Linked DNA regions of Homo sapiens: region 2 is linked to region 1. A link is a loop called in an ENCODE intact Hi-C map of the cell type or tissue named here. Cell type or tissue: right lobe of liver. All regions are shown on one strand. Links, peaks and the distances in the headings refer to the core of each region. The heading gives the core; the rest is flanking DNA. Region 1 overlaps NEK4 (NIMA related kinase 4). Region 2 holds the start of ITIH3 (inter-alpha-trypsin inhibitor heavy chain 3).

The links. Hi-C counts contacts between places; a loop is a spot of excess contacts. Peaks named below come from ENCODE experiments on the same cell type or tissue, not always from the same donor. Only the 100,000 strongest peaks of a DNase experiment are listed, where the experiment ranks them.
Region 2: a loop joins it to region 1, with 2.0 times the contacts of the local background. A loop is called at or near these places in 8 of 110 quality-filtered maps.

The regions. Positions count from the first base shown.
Region 1 is chr3:52,737,308-52,748,924 of GRCh38, reverse strand. NEK4 (NIMA related kinase 4) reads left to right here. Exons shown (of 16, transcript NM_003157.6): 9 at 2,021-2,191; 10 at 2,715-2,864; 11 at 4,620-4,686; 12 at 5,464-5,573; 13 at 7,426-7,514; 14 at 9,291-9,496; 15 at 11,206-11,339. Among named protein-coding and RNA genes, the nearest start is that of NEK4, 28 kb to the left of the region's middle. In right lobe of liver, for the core only: a CTCF peak has its summit at 6,324 (motif pointing left); no DNase peak of the experiment used is centred there.
Region 2 is chr3:52,793,373-52,804,989 of GRCh38, reverse strand. It overlaps ITIH3 (inter-alpha-trypsin inhibitor heavy chain 3), which reads right to left and starts at 10,194. Exons shown (of 22, transcript NM_002217.4): 1 at 10,094-10,194; 2 at 9,367-9,387; 3 at 8,343-8,509; 4 at 8,147-8,251; 5 at 7,723-7,885; 6 at 7,060-7,173; 7 at 5,899-6,024; 8 at 5,502-5,618; 9 at 5,069-5,237; 10 at 4,327-4,452; 11 at 3,844-4,025; 12 at 2,471-2,656; 13 at 2,184-2,323; 14 at 981-1,135; 1 more. The coding sequence starts at 10,186. RefSeq lists an enhancer at 9,707-10,596. In right lobe of liver, for the core only: a CTCF peak has its summit at 5,748 (motif pointing right); DNase peaks (open chromatin) are centred at 2,154, 4,709 and 5,839; H3K4me3 peaks cover 2,834 bases; H3K27ac peaks cover 7,023 bases.

The DNA of each region.
Region 1 (11,617 bases), core at 1,389-9,388:
TTGTAGGGACAGGGTGTCCCTATGTTGTCTAGGCTGGTCTCAAACTCCTGGCTGGGCTCAAATCATCCTCCCACCTTGGCCTCCAAAGTGCTGTGATTACGGGTGTGAGCCACCTGTGCCTGGCTGAGCATCTAATTAATATGCATCAGACATAGTCCTAAGTACTTTTAGTGTATTCTTTCAGCTAATCCTGAAATAGTAATACAATATGGCTGTGGGTATTAGATCCATTTTTAAATGATGAAACTGGGCTCAGGGAAATTAAGTTTCTCACATAAGACTGCATCTAATGCCAAGCTCAATGGTCTTTTTATTGTGCTTTTTAGGGTACATCCAAATAACTGATGTTTACTTGGGAAATAAATTTGTATTAAATTGGAATTCATTTAAAACATTGGTTCATTTTCAGAATGGAAAACCTATGAAAAGTTATGAGGAGATTTTTAAAAATAATTGAATCAAACATCAGTAGTTTCAGATTAACCACAATTTAAGTGATTGAATTAAAACAATTATTTTTATTTGGAGGAAGAGAAAAAAATCAGAACATTTGGATAACTGATGTCGGCATTTTGTCTTTGCCTGTCAACACTGCAAATAAACATTCATTTTGAGAAAGACAACTTCTCATTTTCTTTTTAATTTATTAAAAAATTTTGGCCAGGCACAGTGGCTCACACCTGTAATTCCAGCACTTTGGGAGGCCGAGGCGGGCGGATCATGAGGTCAGGAGATCGAGACCATCCTGGCTAACACAGTGAAACGCCGTCTCTACTAAAAATACAAAAAAAAAAAAAATTAGCTGGGCGTGGTGGCGGCCACCTGTAGTCCCAGCTACTCGGGAGGCTGAGGCAGGAGAATGGCGTGAACCCAGGAGGAGGAGCTTGCAGTGAGCCGAGATCGCGCCATTGCACTCCAGCCTGGGCGACAGAGCGAGACTCTGTCTCAAAAAAAATTAAATAAAATAATAATTTTTTTTTTTGAGACACTCTTGCTGTGTCACCCAGGCTAGAGGACAGTGGCATGATCACAGCTCATGGTAGCCTTGACCTCCTGGACTCATACAATCCTCTTACCTCAGCCTCCTGGGTAGCTGTGACTACCTGGCATATCACTACATCTGACTTTTTTTTTTTTTTTAAATGGAGATGGAGGTCTCACTCTGTTGCTCAGACTGGTCTTGAACTCGTGGCCTCCAGTGGTCTTCCTGACTTGGCTTCCCAGAGTGTTGGGATTACAGGTGTGGGCTACCACACTCAGCTTCTTCTCATTTTCATTTACAATTTTAAAAGTAGGCATGGAGCGTTTGGCCATTTGGATGTTCAAAAGACTTCATTATTTTGTGTTTTTGTGTGTGTTTGCTTCATTTTATAATCATTATTTTTTAACTGTTGCATTATGATTTAATTTCATTGCACAAAAATTTGAAATTGCAACTGCTTTTCTTTTCTTTTCTTTTTTTTTTTTTTTGAGATGGAGTCTCACTCTGTTGCCCAGGCTGGAGTGCAGTGGTGCGATCTCAGCTTACTGCAGCCTCCCCCTCCCGGGTTCAAGCAATTCTTCTACCTCAGCCTTCTGAGTAGCTGGGATTACAGGTGCGTGCCACCATGCCCAGCTAATTTTTGTATTTTTGTAGAGACGGGGGTTTCACGATGTTGGCCAGGCTGGTCTCGAACTCCTGACCTTGTGATCTGCCTGCCTCAGCCTCCCAAAGTGCTGGGATTACAGGCACAAGCCACCATGCCTGGCCCGCTTCTTTTGTTTTCTAAGAGGAAGGTTATGTATACCTCTATATTCAATTCTGCATTGTTATATTTGAACCATATTGTGAACTTTACATTGTGATGGGTCATTTTAGAACTTCCATGTAACACTAAATTGCAATATGGAAACCAGTTTTTAAAACTGAGGAAAGTTTTCATGCTAAAAAACAAAAGCCACTTTTTATGGACAACTTACTTTGGATTACAATGTACCAGGTTGCTGCTATACTTTAAAATGTCATTTTATTGTTTTTAAGGATCAAGTTGCTGGTGAATGTATTATAGAAAAACAGGGCAGAATCCACCCAGATTTACAGCCACACAACTCTGGGTCTGAACCTTCCCTGTCTCGACAGCGACGGCAAAAGAGGAGAGAACAGACTGAGCACAGAGGGGAAAAGAGACAGGTCCGCAGAGATCTCTTTGCTGTAAGTCATTTTGCTTTGGTTTGGGAGGTGGACTTTGGGAAACTCAATTTCTATTTAGAGCAATTAACAATTGCCAAAAAGGCATGTAAGAAATGCAAGGAACATAATACAGAAGGGTGACAATGGCAAGATGCTAAATAGTAGTTTTCAAATATCAGTGAGTTCGAAGCAGAGTAAGGATTTTATCTTCTCCAGCAAAGATGGACAGATCATTTTGAAAGTTAAAGGAATAGGCTAATGTGGTTAAACCTTTGGCCCCATCTGTATTGTACTGATGAACAGTTCTTTCTTCAGCTTCTCCACAGAATCATGTTGACATCTCATTTCTAGAAATAACTTCAACACGTATCCTCTCCATAACCTTCTTAGATGACTGACTTTTGGCAGAGTCTTTCCAAAAAAATGCAATGTTTTGAAGGTTTTAAGAGCAAACCACGGACAAATACATAGAGAACCTGCTGATAGGGGAACATTGGAAGGGGCTATATATGAAACTGATAATCTTCTTTTTTAATTATTTAAGTTCCAAGAGTCGCCTCCTCGATTTTTGCCTTCTCATCCCATTGTTGGGAAAGTGGATGTCACATCAACACAAAAAGAGGCTGAAAACCAACGTAGAGTGGTCACTGGGTCTGTGAGCAGTTCAAGGAGCAGTGAGATGTCATCATCAAAGGTTTGTGGGAACATATGCTGGATTTTTAAAAACCTTATAACCAGACGTGGTGTATCATGCATGTAATCCCAGCACTTTGGGAGGCTGAAGCAAGAGGATCAATTGAGTCCAAGAGTTCAAGACTGGCCTGGGCAATATAGTGAGACCTTGTCTCTACAAAAAATTTAAAAATTAGCGAAATGTGGTGGCATGTGCCTATAGTCCCAGCTACTCATGAGGCCGAGGTGGGAGGATGGCTTGAACCCAAAAGGCGGAGGTTAAGGTGAGCCGAGATCATGCCACTGTACTTCAGCCTGGGTGACAGAGCAATAACCTGTCTTAAAGCAGAAACCCTCCAAAACCTTCTTATAAAGCTTTTTGTTTGTAAAGTCTTGTGTATATTATGAAGTTTTGTATTAAAACATCTTAGCTCTGCTTCTTGCCAAACACTGGAAGGAACAGATGGGACAGATGTGATCTCAGCAGAATCTTTTTTTTTTTTTGAGGTGGAGTCTCGCTCTGTTGCCCAGGCTGGAGTGCAGTGGCACAATCTTGGCTCACTACAATCTCCGCCTCCTGGGTTCAAGCAATTCTCCTGCCTCAGCCTCCTGAGTAGCTGGAACTACAGGTGCCAGCCACCATGCTCGGCTAATTTTTGTATTTTAGTAGAGATAGGGTTACACCATTTGGCCAGGCTTGTCTCAAACTCCTGACCTCAGATGATCCGCCTGCCTTGGCCTCCCAAAGTGCTAGGATTACAGGTATGAACCACCGCACCCGGCCTCAGCAGAATCTTTGATTGAAATGGACAGATTCTGTGGTTTCAGAGATGGTCACTTCCAGTGAATTAAAGAAACCAAGTAGGCCAGGTGCGGTGGCTCACGCCTGTAATCCCAGCACTTTGGGAGGCCGAGGTGGGCAGATCACAAGGTCAGGAGATCGAGACCATCCTGGCTAACACAGTGAAACCCCATCTCTACTAAAAATACAAAAATAAAATTAGCCGGGCGTTGTGGTGGGCGCCTGTAGTCCCAGCTATTCGAGAGGCTGAGGCAGGAGAATGGCGTGTACCTGGGAGGCAGAGCTTGCAGTGAGCTGAGATAGGGCCACTGCACTCCAGCCTGGGCTACAGAGCGAGACTGCATCTCAAAAAAAAAGAAACCAAGTAGATTCCGAATATGGCAAATGTGAAAGTCCCCATTTGCCCTTCCAAAAATGAGCACCTCCCAGAAACGAGGGCTGTGATCATTGTGATCATTTTTCACTAGTAGCTATAACCCTGCTGTGGGCTGGTTTCCAATGGACACTCCTCTAAGTCCAGCGCAAGACCTTTTTTTTTTTTGGTCTTGCTGTGTCACCCAGGCTGGAGTAAGACCTTTTTCTTTTTTTTTTTTTTTTGAGATGGAGTCTTGCTCTGTCACCCAGGCTGGAGTGCAATGGCGCGATCTCAGCTCATTGCAACCACCGCCTCCCAGGTTCAAGCAATTCTCCTGCCTCAGCCTCCCGAGTAGCTGGGATTACAGGCACGCACCACCATGCTCGGCTAATTTTTGTATTTTTAGTAGAGACGGGGTTTCACCATGTTGGCCAGTCTGGCCTCGAACTCCTGACCTGGTGATCTGCCCACCCCAGCCTCCCAGAGTGCTGGGATTACAAGTGTGAGCCACCGCATCCAGCTCAGACCTTTTTCTTAATGCTGAATGATACATCATGGATTGTAGGTGTTATAAAAATAGCAAGTAGGAATGGAAGTGACTCTGTGACTTTCTTTTAAAGGATCGACCATTATCAGCCAGAGAGAGGAGGCGACTAAAGCAGTCACAGGAAGAAATGTCCTCTTCAGGTAAAGTTGACTTCTTTTCTTCATCTAATTGGCAGTTAGGGGTATGGTTCGTGGACAGAAACACTGGTTCTAACTATGAGAGGTTGAAACTTTCCAGCAGCAGTAAAACATGTAGGAAATCGAGTTGGAAAAGATTTTGAAATTTCTTAGTCAAGTCTTTTAAGAAATCATCATAGGGTGTTGAATGTGGTTCAAATATCAGAGGAGGGGGATATTAAAGAAATAACAAGAGGGCTTTGAGTGGCAGTAAGTCCTGGGAGGTTTCAGACCAGAAATCAAGTGAATGTTTAACTTTTTTCCATGTCCAGTGTCCACTGTTCAGTGAATTGCTCCCATCTTAGGAACAGAGGGAGGTTGCTTGGGGAGTGGTGCTGCCGTAGGCTGAGGGCTATCATTCTTTTTAATATTTTTTAAAGATAGTACTAGCAGTTTCCATTTATTGAATGCTGACCATGTCTTAGGCATTATGGTAAACATATTAAGGGTATTATCTCATTTCACATTTACAGTACTGCCAAAATATGCAGCATTATCCTCATTTTGCAGCTAAGGAAACAGAGGCTCTGAGGAGTTAAGTAACTTGCCCAAGGTCACAGAGCTGGTGGACCTAGAGCTAAGATTTCAACTGAGGTGTCAGACACCAGAGAAATGATAAATATGCTGTTTGACTTACTTTTGGGCTAGCTCCTGCTGGGGTATGTTCCATACCAAATACAAAGCCCTTTTCAACTGGGGCAGCCCACCACAAACAACTACTGGGGATGTTTGCCTTTTCAGGCCCTTCAGTGAGGAAAGCGTCTCTGAGTGTAGCAGGGCCAGGAAAACCCCAGGAAGAAGACCAGCCCTTGCCTGCCCGACGGCTCTCCTCTGACTGCAGCGTCACTCAGGTGCATTACGTACTCCTAAGAGAGAAGGTGGACAGTCTACATCTGGCAGGCCTAATGCAGTAAACCTTTTAAATGTCAGCTCCATTTATTTTTGGGACAGGGCCAGCTTGTTATATCTTTTCACTCTTGATAAAGAAAGGAACTGGTAAATAATAGTCAAAAGGATTATGATTGACCCATTAAGGGAATAAATTTTTCAGGTACTCTTGTAAACAATTGATAGCCTAATTAAAAATATTTCATAGGTTGGTCTTAACAGGACTTCCTGGCCTGATGCAGTGGCTCACGCTTATAATACTAGCACTTTGGGAGGCCAAGGTGAGAAGATTGCTTTAGCCCAGGAGTTTGAGATCAATCTGGGCAATATAGTTGGACCCTGTCTCTAAGAAAAAAAAATTACCTGGCAAGGTGGCGCACACCTGTAGTCCCAGCCACTCGGGAGGCTGAGGTGGAAGGATCACTTGAGCCCAAGAGGTTGAGGCTACAGTGAGTTGTGTTCACACCACTGTGCTTTAGCCTAGGTGACAGAGCAAGACTCTGTCTCAAAAATATAAATAAATAAATAAGTAAATAAATAACAGAACTTTCTAAGGGCTTGCACTAGGCAGCACTTTGCTCAATCTGCTGTGATACCAACATACCCATCTGTGTCGCCAGATTTGAGTCTCACTTGCTAATCATTCCTCAGTTTCTTATTTGTGTCAATGTAGTTTACCTTCTTGCCTGTAGATGATGTAGGGACACCATCTGGTGGCTAAATGGGTAATTACTAGGTTTCTAACCCATGTTCACCTCTCTGTATAATACTCTGGGAATTCTTCCTGTTCTTTGAAAGTATTGGATGTATTATTTCTTTAACTATATCATTTAGTTATTTCACTAATAGAGGCTGCCTTCCATATCTCAGAGTTGTAAGGTTTATGTGTATTTTTAGGTGATCCTTTAAAGCACTTTAACAGTCTCACATTAAGAGCAAGCTGAAGCTGGGCATGGTGGCTTGTGGGTGTTATCTCAGCTACTTGGGAGGCCAAGGAAGGAGGATTGCTTGAGCCCAGGAGTTTGTGGCCAGCCTGGACAACATAGTGACACCCCTGTATCCAAAAAAAAGAAAAAAAAAAAGACAAGCTGAGTTTGCCTAGGTAATTTAAAATGCCAACATTCCTATAGAACAAGCCTTCTGCTTAGGAGTTGATAAACCAGAACTAGCCATCCACTGTCCTCTGGAAATTTCTTCACAGCTGAGACTCTCCAGGACCTTTGTAAAACTTCACCTTGGGCAGGCGCGGTAGCTCATGCCTGTAATCCCGGCACTTTGGGAGGCTGAGGCAGGCGGATCATGAGGTCAAGAGTTGGAGACCAGCCTGGCCAACATGGTGAAACCCTGTCTCTACTAAAAATACAAAAATTAGCTGGGCGTTGCGGCACGTGCCTGTAATCCCAGCTACTCGGGAGGCTGAGGCAGGAAAATCACTTGAACCAGAGAGTCGGAAGTTGCTGTGAGCCGAGATCGTGCCACTGCACTCTAGCCTGGCGACAGAGCAAGACTCTGTCTCAAAAAAACACAAAAATCAAAACAAAAAAAAAACAAACAAAATAAAAAACTTCATCTGATGTTCTTCAGTTATTCTTGTGGACTTTATGAGTGAACTGGGATATCACGGGTAAAATCACTTCAATGTTTTTTTCTTTTTGCCACAAATCATATGGGAACAATTTTTGTATTTGTTAGATTCTCCTGTTATATTGCACCTAGGAACGTATTGTGTCTAGTTGTTGCATCTAAGACTGGTTCAAGTATCACATTCTGGTTGTGTTGTCATGTAGAATTTTAATTCTTCCAAACATTTAATAGGAAAGGAAACAGATTCATTGTCTGTCTGAGGATGAGTTAAGTTCTTCTACAAGTTCAACTGATAAGTCAGATGGGGATTACGGGGAAGGGTAAGTTCTTGTTTTTCTGTCTCCCTTTATAAACTATTTCTGTTTTAATGAATATTAAATGTGCATTTTCAGTAGTATTTAGATCTCTAGTATTCCCACTGATAAAATTATAAATGGTTTGTGGCATATGCTGGAGCTAAAAGTGTCTCTTCTTTTTTTTTTTTTTTTTTTTTTGAGACGGAGTTTCGCTCTTGTTGCCCAGGCTGGAGTGCAGTGGCACAATCTCCGCTCACTGCAAGCTCCGCCTCCCGGGTTCACACCGTTCTCCTGACTCAGCCTCCCAAGTAGCTGGGACCACAGGCGTCCGCCACCATGCCCGGCTAGTTTTTTGTATTTTTTTAGTAGAGATGGCGTTTCACCGTGTTAGCCAGGATGGTCTCGATCTCCTGACCTCGTGATCTGCCCACCTCGGCCTCCCAAAGTGCTGGGATTACAGGCGTGAGCCACCACGCCCCGCCTGGCCATTATTTCTTCACATTTTTTTTTTGGACTTCTTCCTGCCCTCTTAGGGATTCCAATTACATGTATATTAGGCTCCTTAAATATGTGCCACAGCTCACTGATGCTCTGTTTATTTTTACTTTTTAAAAATATATTTTATTTTATTTATTTATTTTTTGAGACAGAGTCTAACTCTGTCATCTAGACTGGAGTGCAGTGGCATGATTTTGGCTCACTGCAACCTCTGCCTCCTGAGTTCAAGGTATTCTCCTGTCTCAGCCCCGCCGAGTAGCTGGGATTACAGGCACTCGCCCAGCTACATTTTTGTATTTTTGGTAGAGACTGGGTTTCACCATATTGGCAAGGCTGGTCTCGAACTCCTGACCTCAGGTGATCCGCCCACCTCGGCCTCCCAGACTGCTGGTATTACAGGCATGAGCCACTGCACCTGGCCTGTTTTTACTTTTTTTCTGTTTCACATTTCATAGATTCTATTGCTATGTCTTTGAGTTCATTAATCTTTTCTTCTGCAGTGTCTAATCTGTTAATCCTATCCCGTGTATTTAATATATTGTATCTTTCATTTCTAGAAATTTGATTTGGGTCTTTTTTTAATGTCTTTGTGTCTCTCTTTAACATGTTCATGTTTTCTTCTACCTTGGCCATATGGAAGATATTTATACTACCCATTTTAATGTCCTCATTTATTAATTCTATCAGTCGTGTCACTTTTGGATATGTTTCTATTAACTGATTTCTTTCTCTTCACAAATGTATGATATTTTCCTGCTTCTTTGCCCATCTGGTTATTTTTGATGGGATGCTAGACACTGAATTTTACCTCATTGGAAGCTGGTATTTTGTGTTTCTTTAAATATTCTTGAGCTTTGTACTTGAGTATAGTTAAGTTACTTTGAAATAGGCAGAATTTGTACACAGAATCTGGGGCTGTTTCTTTTAGACTGTCTCCAAGGTTCCTGTCTCACTTTCTAGTGACAGTGGTTGTTCTGAACTCTGTCCTTTCTGTAGGCCCACAAGATTGTGAGTTCTCTTGTACTTTGATCTGCCTATGGCCTGCTCTTAGGCTTAAAGGTGTTGACTCTTCTCCAAGATCTGCCTGCAGATTTTGTTTATTCTGCATTCCCTTTACGTTGTTGAGTTTTGTATTTTTTCTAGAGTTTATAGTTGTTATTTGTGGAAGGGTCAGGTCAGTCTGTAGGAACTTACTTGGACATTTCAAAGGATAATTCCCGAAAGGTCGTTTTGCACGTAATTTTTTAATGAAAAATTCTCATGAAGCCAATTAAATAACAAAGGGATATTTTTTTCCCCCAGGAAAGGTCAGACAAATGAAATTAATGCCTTGGTACAATTGATGACTCAGACCCTGAAACTGGATTCTAAAGAGAGCTGTGAAGATGTCCCGGTAGCAAACCCAGTGTCAGAATTCAAACTTCATCGGAAATATCGGGACACACTGATACTTCATGGGAAGGTTGCAGAAGAGGCAGAGGAAATCCATTTTAAAGAGCTACCTTCAGGTGATCAGCTTATTATTATTTTTTGTTTTTTAGACGGAGTCTCACTCTGTCACCCAGGCTGGAGTGCAGTAGTGTGATCTTGGCTCACTGCAACCTTTGCCTCCCGGGTTCAAGCGATTCTCCTGCTTCAGCCTCCCAAGTAGCTGGGACTACAGGCATGCACCACCATGCCCGGGTAATTTTTGTATTTTTGGTAGAGGCGGGGTTTCACCATTTGGCCAGGCTGGTATTGAACTCCTGACTTAAGGTGATCCTCCCACCTTGGCCTCCCAAAGTGTTGGGATTACAGGTGTGAGCCACCATGCCTGGCCTAGTTTATTCTTTTACAGCAAACTGGAGAGCATGTGTTTATTGGAGAACTGTGTCAAAACAAGGAACTAATGCCTATAAATTTTTTTGTGTTTTTAAAATTATTTCATTTGCATATCTCCATAAAAGGTATATCCTGTGTTTTGCAACAGAGGTATTCCTGAAAAGTTACATGAAAATTAATTTTTAAAAATAAATAGATAAATGTTTGTGGTTTTTCATGTGACTTTTCTTCAAGTTAGACAGTTGTGGTGTTTTTTAGGTTTAAGAGATGGTAGTGAAGCTTAAGTTCATATGTAAATTTTAAGTCATTAAACCAAACTCTTGTCAGAGGGAAAAAAGAATGTCAGTATAACAAGATTTTTAAAAAAACAGCCCTGCTGGGTACGGTGGCTCATGCCTATACTTTGGGAGGCTGAGGAGGGCAGATTGCTTGAGTCCAAGAGTTTGAGACCAGCCTGGGCAACATGATGAAAACTTGTGTCTACAAAAAATACAAAAATTAGCCAGGCATAGTGGCTCATGCCTGTAGTCCCAGCTACTCAGGCGGCTGAGGTAAGAGGATTTCTTGAACCCAGGAGGTTGAGGCTGCAGTGAGCCATGAGCATGCCACTGCACTCCAGCCTGAGCGACAGAGCAAGATCCTGTCTCAAAAAATCAGATGAAATGAAATAAAAATAAAATAATAAAATAAAATACCAAAAAAAAAAAAAAAAGGCTTGGTGTGGTATCATCATGCCTGTAATCTCATTGCTTTGGGAGGCCAAGGTGGGAGGATTGCTTGAGGCCAGGAGTTCAAGACCAACCGGGACAACATAGACCCCATCACTGCAAAAAATTTAAGAATTAGTTGGACATGGTAGTGCATTCCTGTAGTTCTGGTTACTTGGAAGGCTGAGGCAGGGTGATTGCTTGAGCCCAGGAATTAGAGGCTATAGTGAGCTATGGTCACACTGCACTACATCCCTATGACAGTGCAAGACCCTGTCACTTAAAAAAAAAAAATAGGCCGGGTGCAGTGGCTCATGCCTGTAATCCCAGCACTTTGGGAGGCTGAGGTGGGTGGGTCACGAGGTCAGGAGATCAAGACCATCCTGGCTAACACAGTGAAACCCTGTGTCTACTAAAAATACAAAAAATTAGCTGGGTGTGGTGGTGGGCCCCTGTAGTCCCAAATAGTCGGGAGGCTGAGGCAGGAGAATGGCATGAACCTAGGGGGTGGAGCTTGCAGTGAGCTGAGATCGTGCCACTGCACTCCAGCCTGGGCGACAGAGCAAGACTCCGTCTCAAAAATAAAATAAATAAATAAAATAAAATACAAAATTTTAAAAAATTGCAGTGTTCTTGCTATAGTGGTAAAAGTGTTTATTTTTCCCTTTGTCTTTGTTGTTGCCTTTTAGCTATTATGCCAGGTTCTGAAAAGATCAGGAGACTAGTTGAAGTCTTGAGAACTGATGTAATTCGTGGCCTGGGAGTTCAGCTTTTAGAGCAGGTGTATGATCTTTTGGAGGAGGAGGATGAATTTGATAGAGAGGTGAGTGTCTCATTAACTGTATCAAGATGCTTATGTTATAGAATTTTTTAAACAACCTTTTGAAATATAAATCACACATAACAATTCACTCATCTAAAGTGTATAATTCAGTGGTTTTTAATGTGTTTACAACATTGTACAGTCATTACCACAATCGATATTAGAACATTTTCATTACGCCCCAAGAAGCCCTGCACCTGTTAGCAGTCACTCCCCATGGTCCGCACTGCCAAATCTGAAGTCATGAAGATTTATTTTTATATTTTCTTCTAAGAGTT
Region 2 (11,617 bases), core at 1,104-9,103, 56 kb before region 1:
CATTTTTGCAGGTCATAGATACTGTCATACTGATTGTGTCTCCCTGGGCAAGGGAAGCCACCCCCAATTAACTCACAGGGATCCTCAGGCTCAGAGAGGGGCACGTTCATGATTTGGCAATAGGGCTGGGCCTGAGCCCAGGTGTCCCAAGTGTGCCCCCATGGCTGGGGGTCCTATCTTGCTTGGAAAGGCCTCCTCAGTTCTCTCTTGTCTCCCTTCCATAATGCCCAACCCGGTGGCTGGCTAAAGGCTTACCTTCTGCATCTGCAGGTGCAGCAAGGGAGGAAGAAGAGAAATGCATTAGAAGCCATAGGGCACTTGTGAGCAGGGACCAGAGCTGGCTGCTTGGCCGACCAGCCCTAGGCTGTGGGCCTCCCAGCAGCCAGCTCTTCCCCCACTGGGTGTCCCCTGGAACTAGGAGTTCTTGGAAGCCAGAGGCCTGGCCTGGCCAGGCCCAGCTCTTTGCCTCCCATGTCTCCCAATGCCAATCCTCCACCACCACACACAGACCCTGTACCTAGTTGCAGTGGGCATTTGGGACCCCCTGTTGAGTAGGGCAATCTGGGGTCTGGTTGAGGGGGTCCCAGCCTCCAGCTCTCAGGGACTCTTCCCCTAACAATCTCCAGGTGCCTGATAGCCTGCTCCAGGCCTTTCATGTTGGAAGTGCTTCTTCTTGTCTAACTAAGCCCTTCCATGCTGCAGCCTCAGTCCTTTTCCTTGAAATGCCCCATGGGCAGTGTGCCCCCTTTACTCACTTCCCTTTAGAGGTGCAGAGGCTCCTATTCACCCCACACCCCACTGTCCATGCTGACTGCTTCACGCTCCACCCCACTTTCCCCATCCCGTGGCCAGTTTTCCTTCAGATGCCCTACTTCAGCAGGTCTGGGTCTCCCCAGCCTGGCCCACTCCTCCACTGGACACCCAGGTAGGGTGCCCAGCACAGGAGGCCTCCGGGTTCCGGCCTCCATCCCTATCCCCACCTTCCCCAGGCTTGTCGGCAATGGCCCTCTCATCCTCGTTGTCCTCAGGCTTGGTCACCACCATTGAGGTCAGTGGAGTCACAAAGTGATACTTGAGGGACAGGTCCAGGGCCCGGGCCGTGAGGTTCTCCTTCTCCTCGCCATGGGCGTTCTTGCTGTGAGGAGGGGCCAGTCAGGAGGACAGCCTGGAGAGCAGCACCCTGCCCACTTCCCCTGCACTGGAGCAGTGGACACAGCTGGGGATCCCCACTCCACCTTCCCCATTGTGGGGTCCCCCAGGGTACAGCCCAGTTGGGCTCAGAGAAGACTGGCTCACAACTCCCTGGGGCATGTGAACAAGCCCTGTTTCCTTGCTGGACCTTGGTTTCCCCACCTATAAAACGTAAGGACCGGCCGGGCATGGTGGCTCACGCCTGTAATCCCAGCACTTTGGGAGGCCAAGGCGGGTGAATCACCTGAGGTCAGGAGTTCGAGATCAGCCTGGCCAACATGGTGAAACCCCATCTCTACTAAAAATACAAAAATTAGCCAGGCATGGTGGTGCATGCCTGTAATTCCAGCTACTTGGGAGGCTGAGGCAGGAGAATGGCGTGAACCCGGGAGGCGGAGCTTGCAGTGAGCCGAGATCCCGCCACTGCACTCCAGCCTGGGCGACAGAGCGAGACTCCGTCTCAAAAAAAAAAATAATAATAATAAAATAAAATAAATAAATAAATAAATAAATAAATAAATAAATAAATAAAATAAGGGGCTACAACAGCCACTCGCAATGGTGTCCATGTGCAGAGCACTCAGCATGTGCTAGATTGTGTACTAACGGCTTCACAGTCTAATCCCACCCACACCAACACTGACCCTCTCAGTGGGCTCAGCTCTGCCCTCTGGGCACTGAGGGCTGGGATCCCGGCCTTCAGTTCCACTCAGCCTCACCACCCCTGGGCCATGCCCAGTGTGGGCAGCAGGGTGCTGAAGTCCCCCCTACCCCGGGGCACTCCCAGGCTGCTGGCCAGGGGACTTGCCAGCTTGAGCCTTGGGGCTGACAGGATGGGGAGTGGCGGCCTGGGGTTCCTTACAGACTGCTCTACAGACACTTCCTGGGCTGGCCCAAGAAGAGGGCAGGACCGCTGGGACTGCGTATGGGGGTGCCCTTGCATTGGAGCCCAGCCAGGGGTAGGCACAGGTGGGGGCTGGGACTCTGCTCACCGCTTCTCCAGCAGCTGCTCAATGGTGAGGTAGGCCCAGAGCCGCTCAATGTAATTCCCGAAGATGTAGTCCCGCTCCTGCAGGGCCTTCTCCATCTCCTTCATGTCCACCTCCTCTGTGAAGGTCAGGTCGTTGGTGGCCTAGGGTGGGGGTAGAAGGAGGCAAGGGGCTGGAGGCTTGGGTGGATCAGGTTCAGGGGCCACCACTCCTGGACCCTCATGAGGCCAGAGCCCTACCACTGCTGATACCCCATCCCCAGCACACTTCCAGGCCCTGTCCCCACTCACCCCATGGCCCTTCACATCTGCCTTAAAGCTGTTCATGTCCTCGTCCACCAGGCGCCCGGCCACCACGATCTCAGAGCCATCGTAGAAGTGCTGGTAAGTGTTCTGGGTGAGGTCCAGGATAGCGTTCTCGGGGTACTCCATCTCCACACCCGTCAGCAGTGGGTTGGCCACCTCCTCATAGAAGCCCTGAAGTTCGCACGGGGCCAGTCATCTCAAGCCCCAGGTCAGGCTCCCACTGATGCTGCAGCTGGGCATCCATGCCCCAGGGCTGGGCCCGTCCTAATGGCTCCTAATGTTCACTCTGCCTGTCCCTGACTGCGTCCTTCAGTCTGTGGGGGCCTCCCCCCGGCAACTCCCTGCTCCCAGATAGACACGAGGAAGACTAGAAAGGACAGTTTCAGAAGTATTTCCTATTAAAAAAAAAAAGAAATATGAAAGGACAGAGTTCTTAGCACAAAGAAAGTATTTAAGGAATGTCTGTTGGAATGAAAGCAAGAAGGAGAAAAGGAAGTAAGAGAGGCAGATGATAAAGTGATGTGGACAGGAGTGCAGAGATCTGGAGACAGAGGAGGGAGGGAATGGGGTGGTCGCCCTGCAGAGGTGGAGATGCCATTACCTGCCTAGAGAAGGAACAAAATTGCTAGATTCAGCAAATGCAAAGACAGGACGTGCAGCTACATTGAAGGTCAAATAAACAATGAATAATTTTTTAGTGTAGGTATGTCTGTTATGGGTTGAATAGCGTACTCCTAAAGTTCAACCTTATTTGGTGATAGGGTCTACAAAATAAGGTCATGAGTATGGGCCCTAATCCAATATGATTGATGTCCTTATTAAAAGGGGAGTTGGACACAGACATCCAGAGGGAAGACATGTGCAGACACAGGGAGAAGACAGCCATTGATAAGCCATGGAGAAAAGGAAAGAGGCCTAGAAAGATCTGCCCTCATAGCCCTCAGAAGGAACCAACCCACCGCCACATGGATCTGGGATGTCCGGGCTCTGGAACTGGGAGACAATACGTTTCTCTCATTGAAGCCACTTGGTACTTTGGTATGGCAGCCGCCATACACTAATACAATGTCCTGTGCAATATTTGGGGCATACTTACACTACAAAAATTCATTATTTATCAGAAATTCATATTGAACCAGATGTCCTGTGTTTGCTCTGATAATCCTGTTGAAGAAACGGGCCTGTTGTGTAGCCCAAGGACAAAATCAGAATCTTTACTGATGGGTAAGAGATAGTCAGAGGTGGATTTTGACCCAAGACGAAGCTCTTCCTAATAACTAGAACTGTCACCTTATGGAGCAGCTGTCTGAGGAAGTAGTGAGCTCCTTATGCCCGGAAGTGTGCAAGACAAGGCATACCTGCAACTGCAAATCGGCATCAGAGTCCTCATAAATGCGCCGGGCAAACCCATGGTTCTCCAGGGCCATGTTCTCCAGGAAGTTATAATTCAGATTGTTGCCAAAGCCCAGGTTATACAAGGGGAACTTGCCCCCGATGGCATTCCGCACATTCTCTTGGATTTTTTCGGGTCTGCTCTCACCTGTTGGAGAAGGGGGTGTTCACAGTCCAGCCCCAGCCCTGGGGATGGTCTAGACCAGCTCTGTCTGGGGAGACCGGACTCCTGCACATGCAGAGTTGCTGGAGTCACGACCATGAGCCCTTGTGGGGCAGGTGGTGGAGAGCCCTGGCAGAGGGAGGCAGGACCCTGCCCTTGAGGGGCTCCCAGACCACAGGGAACCCAGGGAAGAGCTGCCCCAGGTTTTCCAATGAGCCAGCTACAGAGCCAGGAGCAGCAGCCAAGCACTCCAGCCCTAGCTCAAAACCATGCCCGTGCTCCTCACCAACATTGGCATCCCCATCAGTCAGCATGATGACAATGGAGGTGCTCCTCTCTGGGATTCTGTGCTCCTCTCGGGCCTTGTTCAGCATACTGATGCCCCTCAGCAGCCCGTCATTGATGTTGGTCACTGGGACACAGACAGACAGCACCGTGGGAGGGTGTCCTCAGGGTGCCAGTGTGCAGACAGGCTGGAGCGGAGGAGGCCGGGACAGCCGGCCCCACTCATGTGCCCAAGGACCCTATCTGCCAGCCCATGGTGGTACTCAGCAAACAATGAATGAACCACCACATGAACAAACAAACAAACAACTTCCACTTTCAAATGGGGATGAAAGGCACATGGTGAAGACGAAAAGCACATGGTGATTGTGAAAGCCCTTTGGCAGAGTTGGATGGACTCCCAGTACCTCTTGCTGGGAGGAGAGGGGAGCAGTGTAGACATCGTGCCATTTTCCATATGAAACAGGGCCAAGAAGAAGGGTTCTCTGTGGCCTTATCTTGCTGGGACTTGTGAGATACCAGGATCATGGATTAGAAACAGAAAGAATGGGTTTCCCTGGACCACGGAGAAGACAGCCGATATTCTGTCTTCAAGCCTGAGGACCATCCACTCCCACCTCTACCCCAGCTCAGATCTGAAGAGGGCCTGAGACCAGCAGAGTCCCTAAGAGGGGGGTTGCAGGCTGCTCAGGGACAGAGGGAGGCACCGCTAGGAGGTGTGTGGGCTCCAGCTCCGCTCTTACTTCCTTTATCCTCCATGCTCTTCACAAACGTCCTGGCCTCCTGGAGGTTCTCGGGCGTGGCCTGGACTAAGTGCTCTTTCCATGTGGACACATCTCCACTGAACAGGATGAAATTCAGATAGTCTTCCTCTTGCATATCTTCCAGGATTCTGAGAAGGGCCTCCTTTGTCTGGAGGAGAGACAAAGAGCTGGGAGAAGCCGCAGCAGAGAGTGAGGTCCCTTCTCAGCTCAGCAGGCGGTGCAGCCCACGCCATCTGCACCAGCGAGCCCTGCCTGAGGCTTGCCACAGAAGCGGGCAGAGGCCGTGAGCCTTCTCTTATCCTGTCCCCTTTCTCCTCATTCACCACAAAGATCAGCTTTTTCCAGTTAAAAAAAAAAATCTCTTCCACCCCCTACTACCCCGAGCCCTGGCTGTGCCACTGGTGCTGATTACCTGCTCTAATTTCCGACCAGCCATGGAGCCGCTGATGTCAATCACAAAGGCCACGTTCTTAGGCACCACTGGAAGGCCTTGAGGTGCAAAGAAGTGCACGAAGTAGCCATTGACTATCTGGAAAGTGGGGAGAGGGACGGAGGCCGGTGTCCTTTTAGCAACACCACATTGACTATTCTTGCAGGTAGAAGCCAGACATTTACCAGCCCAAGAAAAAGACGTTCCTATCCCACCCTCTAGGGGGTGCTGCACCAGGCTCTAGGCCATCAGCTGTCCCACATCCTGCAGGAAAACAGCCTTGGGCTGAGGACCCAGGGTGATGGCACTAGATCCAGCTGCAGCCCCCGCCCGACCAGCCCTCGCCCCACCCTGATGATGAATCAGCCAGCCCGGGTACCTGCACGTTGCCAGGAGATTCTCTGTTCACGTCATAGGTGATAGTGAAATCTCCATTGAGGAGGGAGTCTGTACAGGTTGGGCATGAACGCTGTTGGTCTAAGCTGGGCTTGAAGGACACATGGCCCTAAGGGATGGAGATGAAAGACCTTGCTCAGCTCGGCCAGGGCCTGCCCACTGGGAGACCTCAGCCCTTAGCTGAGGGAGCAGAGGTGCAGCCTCACAGGGAGGAGCCCTTGGCAGGGCAGAGGCTAGCAAGAGCTGGAGGCCTGGGCAGCCCTGCCCGCCGGTGGCGTGCTCTGCAGCTCCCAGGACTCACTGGAAGGCACTGTTTACCACGCTCCGGCCTTTCTGAGCACCGCTTTTCCCCTTGGAGATCAGGGCTCCTGGCTGGGCACAGGCCTTGGCTGATTCAGCTTCCAGCTCCCTTTTTCTTGGCCTCACACACCCATTAGCCCAGGCTACCTTGGAGCTCAGCACTGAGAAGCTACTTAGGGAAGGGGTAGCTTCCCATTAAAAGGAATTTCTTGTAGGTTTGGAATGTTGGTGTGTGGGTGCCAAGAGGAGGGGAGGGAGAAAGGAGGAGAAAGGGGAGGAGGAGGGTCCCGGGGCAGGATGTGGCCCTGCAGAAGCCAGCAGTCCTCTGAGTGTGTGCTCCTCGGGCCTCGCCCTGGAAGTCCTGGATGATTGGTTTGTTGTTTATACAAACATTTATTCACCCACTGTCCACTGCCATTAAGGCCCCTGGAACAGCTGGGAGCCTTGGGGACTGGAGTCAACCACCTAGCACCAAGAATGAAGTTCTCTTTAGTCTTTCACCTCTCATTGTGGAGTCAGTAGATCTAAATGACTCCCTTGGGCTTCAGCCTCGGGACCTGTAAAACAGGGAAGATAAGCCCTGCCCTGTCCATTTCCCAAGGGGGAACGGGACCAGGCTTTGTAAATGGCTCCTCTGGCAGGTCATTGTCAGCAGCCCCTGCCCTCAGCATCCTCACTCCCAACCCCAGTGGGCAAGGAGGAAGGTGATAGTTGCAGATTGATCCCCAGCCCCACCCCAACACATGCATGCTTGCAGCAGCTAAGCCCTAGGCTGCAGGCTTGTTCTGCTGGAGTCAGTATTCCTGTCCCCTGCCCCACCAGGTCTGAGAGGCATCTACATCACCTTTTTCCCTGAGAAGGACTTGGTGAGGGCGCTTCCCAGGAGGTCGTTGGTGATGAAAGAGGCCTCAGCATCCAGCATGCTGATTCCCTGAGGCTCGAAGATGTCTACCTCGATCTGAAATGGCCAAAGTAAGGAAATGTCACTCAGTGACCTCAGAGGCCAGTTCCCAGAACAAGGCCAATGGGAATGAGATGGGTCTGTGGTGATGCAGGGACCCTCTAGGACAGTGCTGAGGGCCAAGCCTGGTGTCTCCCACTGCGAAAGTGACCACAGGGGCTTGGAGGAGAGTATGCTGATCGGGAGGTGTTACCACCGCCTGCCATATGCGCCCGAAATTCCACCACTGATGCTTTTCCTTTGGCTTTCAGCTTTGAGGTAGGAAAAATGCCCATGTGCCCAGTGAGAAGCCTTACAGAGGCACTTGCTGGTGTTGCTCTTGAGGGCCCAGCACCGAATCTGCATCTGTGGAGTCCATCCCAGCCTCTTCCCCTTGGCCCCAGATGCTTTTGGCCAGAACCATTGAATTCCTCCAGCCTTCCCAGCCAAGGATGGGGGATGCCGTGAGGCAGAACTTTTGTTTTTGACCCCTGTCTGAGACTGCCCCATGGGCGGGTTCCTGCACCCCGCTGCCGTCCCCCCAGGTCTGCAGGGGCGGTTGATTACCTCAAAGTGTTTGACCAGTTGCTTAGGCTGGACCTTGAGGTACATCTCGTACTTGCCCTTGTGCCTCTTCAGCAGCTCCTCGTAGGTTAGCTCGAAGGTGACTTTGCTGCCTGCAGCCACGTTGACCGAGACTGTGAACTTCTCCAACTTCCTCCCAGAGGCCCTGACCAGGGTGCGAGATGGTGACTCCCTCAAAGACTGCAGGAGCCCACCCTTCCTCGGCCCTCGGCCCCAGGCCCAGCCCTTTGGCGAGGGAGATCCCTAACCATTCTGAGCCTCACTTGCCTCAGCCTCAACGTGGGATAATGGCAAAATTATGGGCACATTTTGCTATACCAATAATAATAGCTGTTGTTGTTGTTTGTAGCCCTGAAGGCCCTTGGATCCCAGACATTCTCCCCAAGGCCTGGGAGTCCATACTTACTTGACCAAGCCGGCCGTCTTGCCCTGGGACACAGCCTTTTCATACTGCTTCTTGGCAACTTCCTTCTCCTTGACATTCCCAGGGTAGGTAACACCGTCGATGGTCCTGCAGGGAAAGAGAGTTGGGGGTAGGGAGATCACACTGGGCCAGACCCCCTGTTCCCGAGCCCAGAGCCAGCAGCCATGGTGGTACCCACAAGGTGAAGTTGGTGATGAAGGCCGTCTTGGGCAGCTCCACATCAAAGGAAACCTCCTTGGCCGTGTCTGCACGGTTGACGGCTCTCATGGTGACAACATTGTGAGCAAAACGGGAGGTCACCTTGGAGTTGATTTTGGTACTGTAGACCTCGATGCCATTGGCCACCTTTGGGGAGGTGGGTGGAGAATCAGCCAGACTGGGACACTGGAGAAGCAGGTTTGCAACCCAGCCACCTCCCTTGCAAACCCTTGGAGGCTCTGAGGCCCCTGCCCGGCACGCAACCCTCATCCTCCAGGTCTTCTACACTGGAAGACTTGGTGGCGTCTCCAGTCTCCATGTTCTGGTGGCCACCATTATTCAGATGCTTGTCCTGCCTCCTTAATTCTGCGATCCGTTTACACACCACTGCAGCCAGTGAGAGCTTGCCCTTTCCCGTCCAGTCACCCTGAGCTCCAGCTATGCGTGGGACACTGGCTCTGGAGCATCTGCCCCTGGCTCTTCCTGCTCATCCTCCACACCTCACACTCCCTCAAGCACACAGCCCAGCCCACCTCCTGGGTCTTTAGGTAATTGCCTCATTCTGTCTCCCAAAGAGGAACTGATTTCCTGTGCCAAGGGAAGTCTCCAAACACCCTCTTTCCAATAGGGGTGTTGAATTTTGAGAGGCTCTAGGGAGGTGTTCCAGCCCCCTCCCCCTAGGGATATAAAGATGCTTCGTGAGGGTGTGGCAGGGACCGCTTCACAGAGCCAGGTACCAGCAAGTGCTAAGGAAGTGTCTGCGGAAGGAAGGGATGCCTGTGAGGGGCCCTCTTGGGCTACATCCTGCGAGGTTGGAGGGGTCGTCACTCTGTGGTGCTCTTTCCCAGGAGTCCTGCGCTGTTGGAGGCTGCCAGGGCAGAGGGCCGTAAGCTGTTTGCCAGCTGTGAGGAGTCAGCTGTTATAGCCTACACCTTCAGCAGTTGGGGAACCAGCTCCATCCTGCCCTGCCCCACTCGGTCCCACCCCCTGGTGAAAGTTCTTACCCCTTCCGGGAGGCTCCGTTTCTGAAAAAACAAAAACAAACACAAACACAGGAATCAGGCCAAGGCCAACACCAAGGCCGCATGGCCTGGGAGGCTCTGGGCTGAGACCAGGGGTTCAGTGGTGCCCTGCCCCCCACACACCTGAGTGGCCCCCAGACATAGGACCCTCCAGAGCCACATGTCAGAGTAGGAAAAACTCTGAATAGATGGGGAAACTGAGGTCCAGAGAGGGGCAGGTATCCAGGTTACCAGGAGAGCAGGGCAGGGGGAACTGAACCCAGAGCTCTCTTCACACCCTACATGCCCCACCTCATTCTATCTCCCATTCTGCCTTTCCCTGGCCCCCAGGCCCCTTTAGGCCTCCTTCCAGAGCACCCCTGCCCCCGCCACACCCCGCAGGGCTCAACTGAGCATTTTGTAGAGGTCACACTCGTTTGAGACTTGAACCTTCATTGCCCCTCAGTGAAGTGAGCAGTTCCTGGTGCATTGCTCTTTTGACAGGTGGGGAAGCTGAGGCCCAGGGAGTTTTAAGAGCCTTCCCAGGGTTAGACAACAGGTTAGCATAGGCCTCAGCTGGAGCCCGGTTCTCCCAGTGTCCACACTACTCCCAGCAGCTCAGTGCCCAGCCCTCTGCCTCCTCTTCACTCCACTCAGAGGCCTTGCCCAGCATGATGCCTTCTGCCCATTCCACACCAAGACCCAGATGGCAAAGAGGGGGCAGACTCACCCCAAGCAGCCGAAAGGGGCTTCTCGGGAAGCCAGAGGCTGCCAAGCTGGAGAGCAGAGCCAAGATGAGACAGGGCCACCATGCAAATGCCATCGCTGAATACTCAGGCCTGGCCCACGCTCCTTATATGAGCAAGCCTGGTGTTTTCCAAGCAGGGTCAGTGACCTGCAGCGGGGGTGGGAGGAGTGGAGGCAGGAAGGGCCTCCGGGAAGCTGGGCATGGGTGGAATGACGGGTCCCTCGATGTGTCTGTCTGAAGAAGGCCTGGTGGGTCTTGCCAACAGCGTTGGGGCTTCATTCCTGAGAGACCGGGGGACTCGGAAGAGGCCCGCAGGAAAGCAGAAGCTGTGGGCCAACAAATGGACCCTGGGACTCCCTGGCGTGGATGATGGAGATGGGGTGTGGAGTTGCATTTAGGGCAAAGGGCATCTCAGCATTGTTGCCTCTTATCCCTACCACTGGGACAGCCTCTCTCTGGCCTCCTGGATTGCAGCCCCTCCCTTCTTGAGGCAGCCAGGGCGTGAAACTAGACTGTCACCTTCAGGCTGGGACCTCCACAGCAGAGCCCCTCGCTCACTACCCTTCTATGGCCCCCAAAGCCCCAGGGAAAGGACACACAACGATCCCGGAAGCCCAGCTGTCTCTGTGATCTGACCCCAGCTTGTTTTTCTGAGCTCACTCTCTTGCACCAGCACACCCTCCCCTTCTGCACATGTCACATCTTTCATCTCTCTGCCAGTCCCAGTGCCTCCCCTCCAGGACCCTTCCCTGGCCATCCCCTAGAGGACTATGGGACATCCCTGCTCCAAGCCCCAAGCCCCCTGAGGGCCTGCTTTGTCATGACCTTATGTTGAGGTGGATGTGCTCAGGTCTGCCTGCCCCCTCTGCACCCAGAGCTCCTGGGGGCTGGACCATGTCATGTTTCCCTCTGTGCTTCCAGGGCCCAGCCAGGGACTTGGCTGCCCTCAGCCTTTTGGGGAGTCATTGCCCTAAAAGTCGTAGTGAGGCTGGGCTCCAGCTTCCAGGACAACAGGAGCTTTAGAGGCAGGACCTGGTCTCAGTGGGGGCTGGGACCTCCTGAGCCACCTCAGGACCCTGCCAGCCTAGCCCCATCAGGGCAGCTGTTGCACACCCACCATACCCATGGCTTCTCTGAGCCAAGCTGACCCTGTGACCCTCCCACTGGGCAGCCCACTACTGAATGGAGTCGACAAGGACGGCTGGGTCCAGGACAACTAACTTATGGGGAGTTCAGCGGCCTCAGCTGAAAGCTCTGGTGCTGACTGGGAGATGTGCAGAGAGAGTTGTTGGGAGCAGAGGAACCAAGAAGGCAAAAGGCAGATGCCACGGGGCAGCGGAAGCCCTGAGGAGGGTGTGGTCTAATGGCTGGAAGAGGCAGCAGCCACAGAGCAATGATGGAGAGTTGCCAAATCAGCCAGGCACTATGGCTCTTGCCTGTAATCCCAGCTTTTTGGGAGACTGAAGCTGGAGGATCACCTGGGCCCAGGAGTTCGAGGCTGCAGTG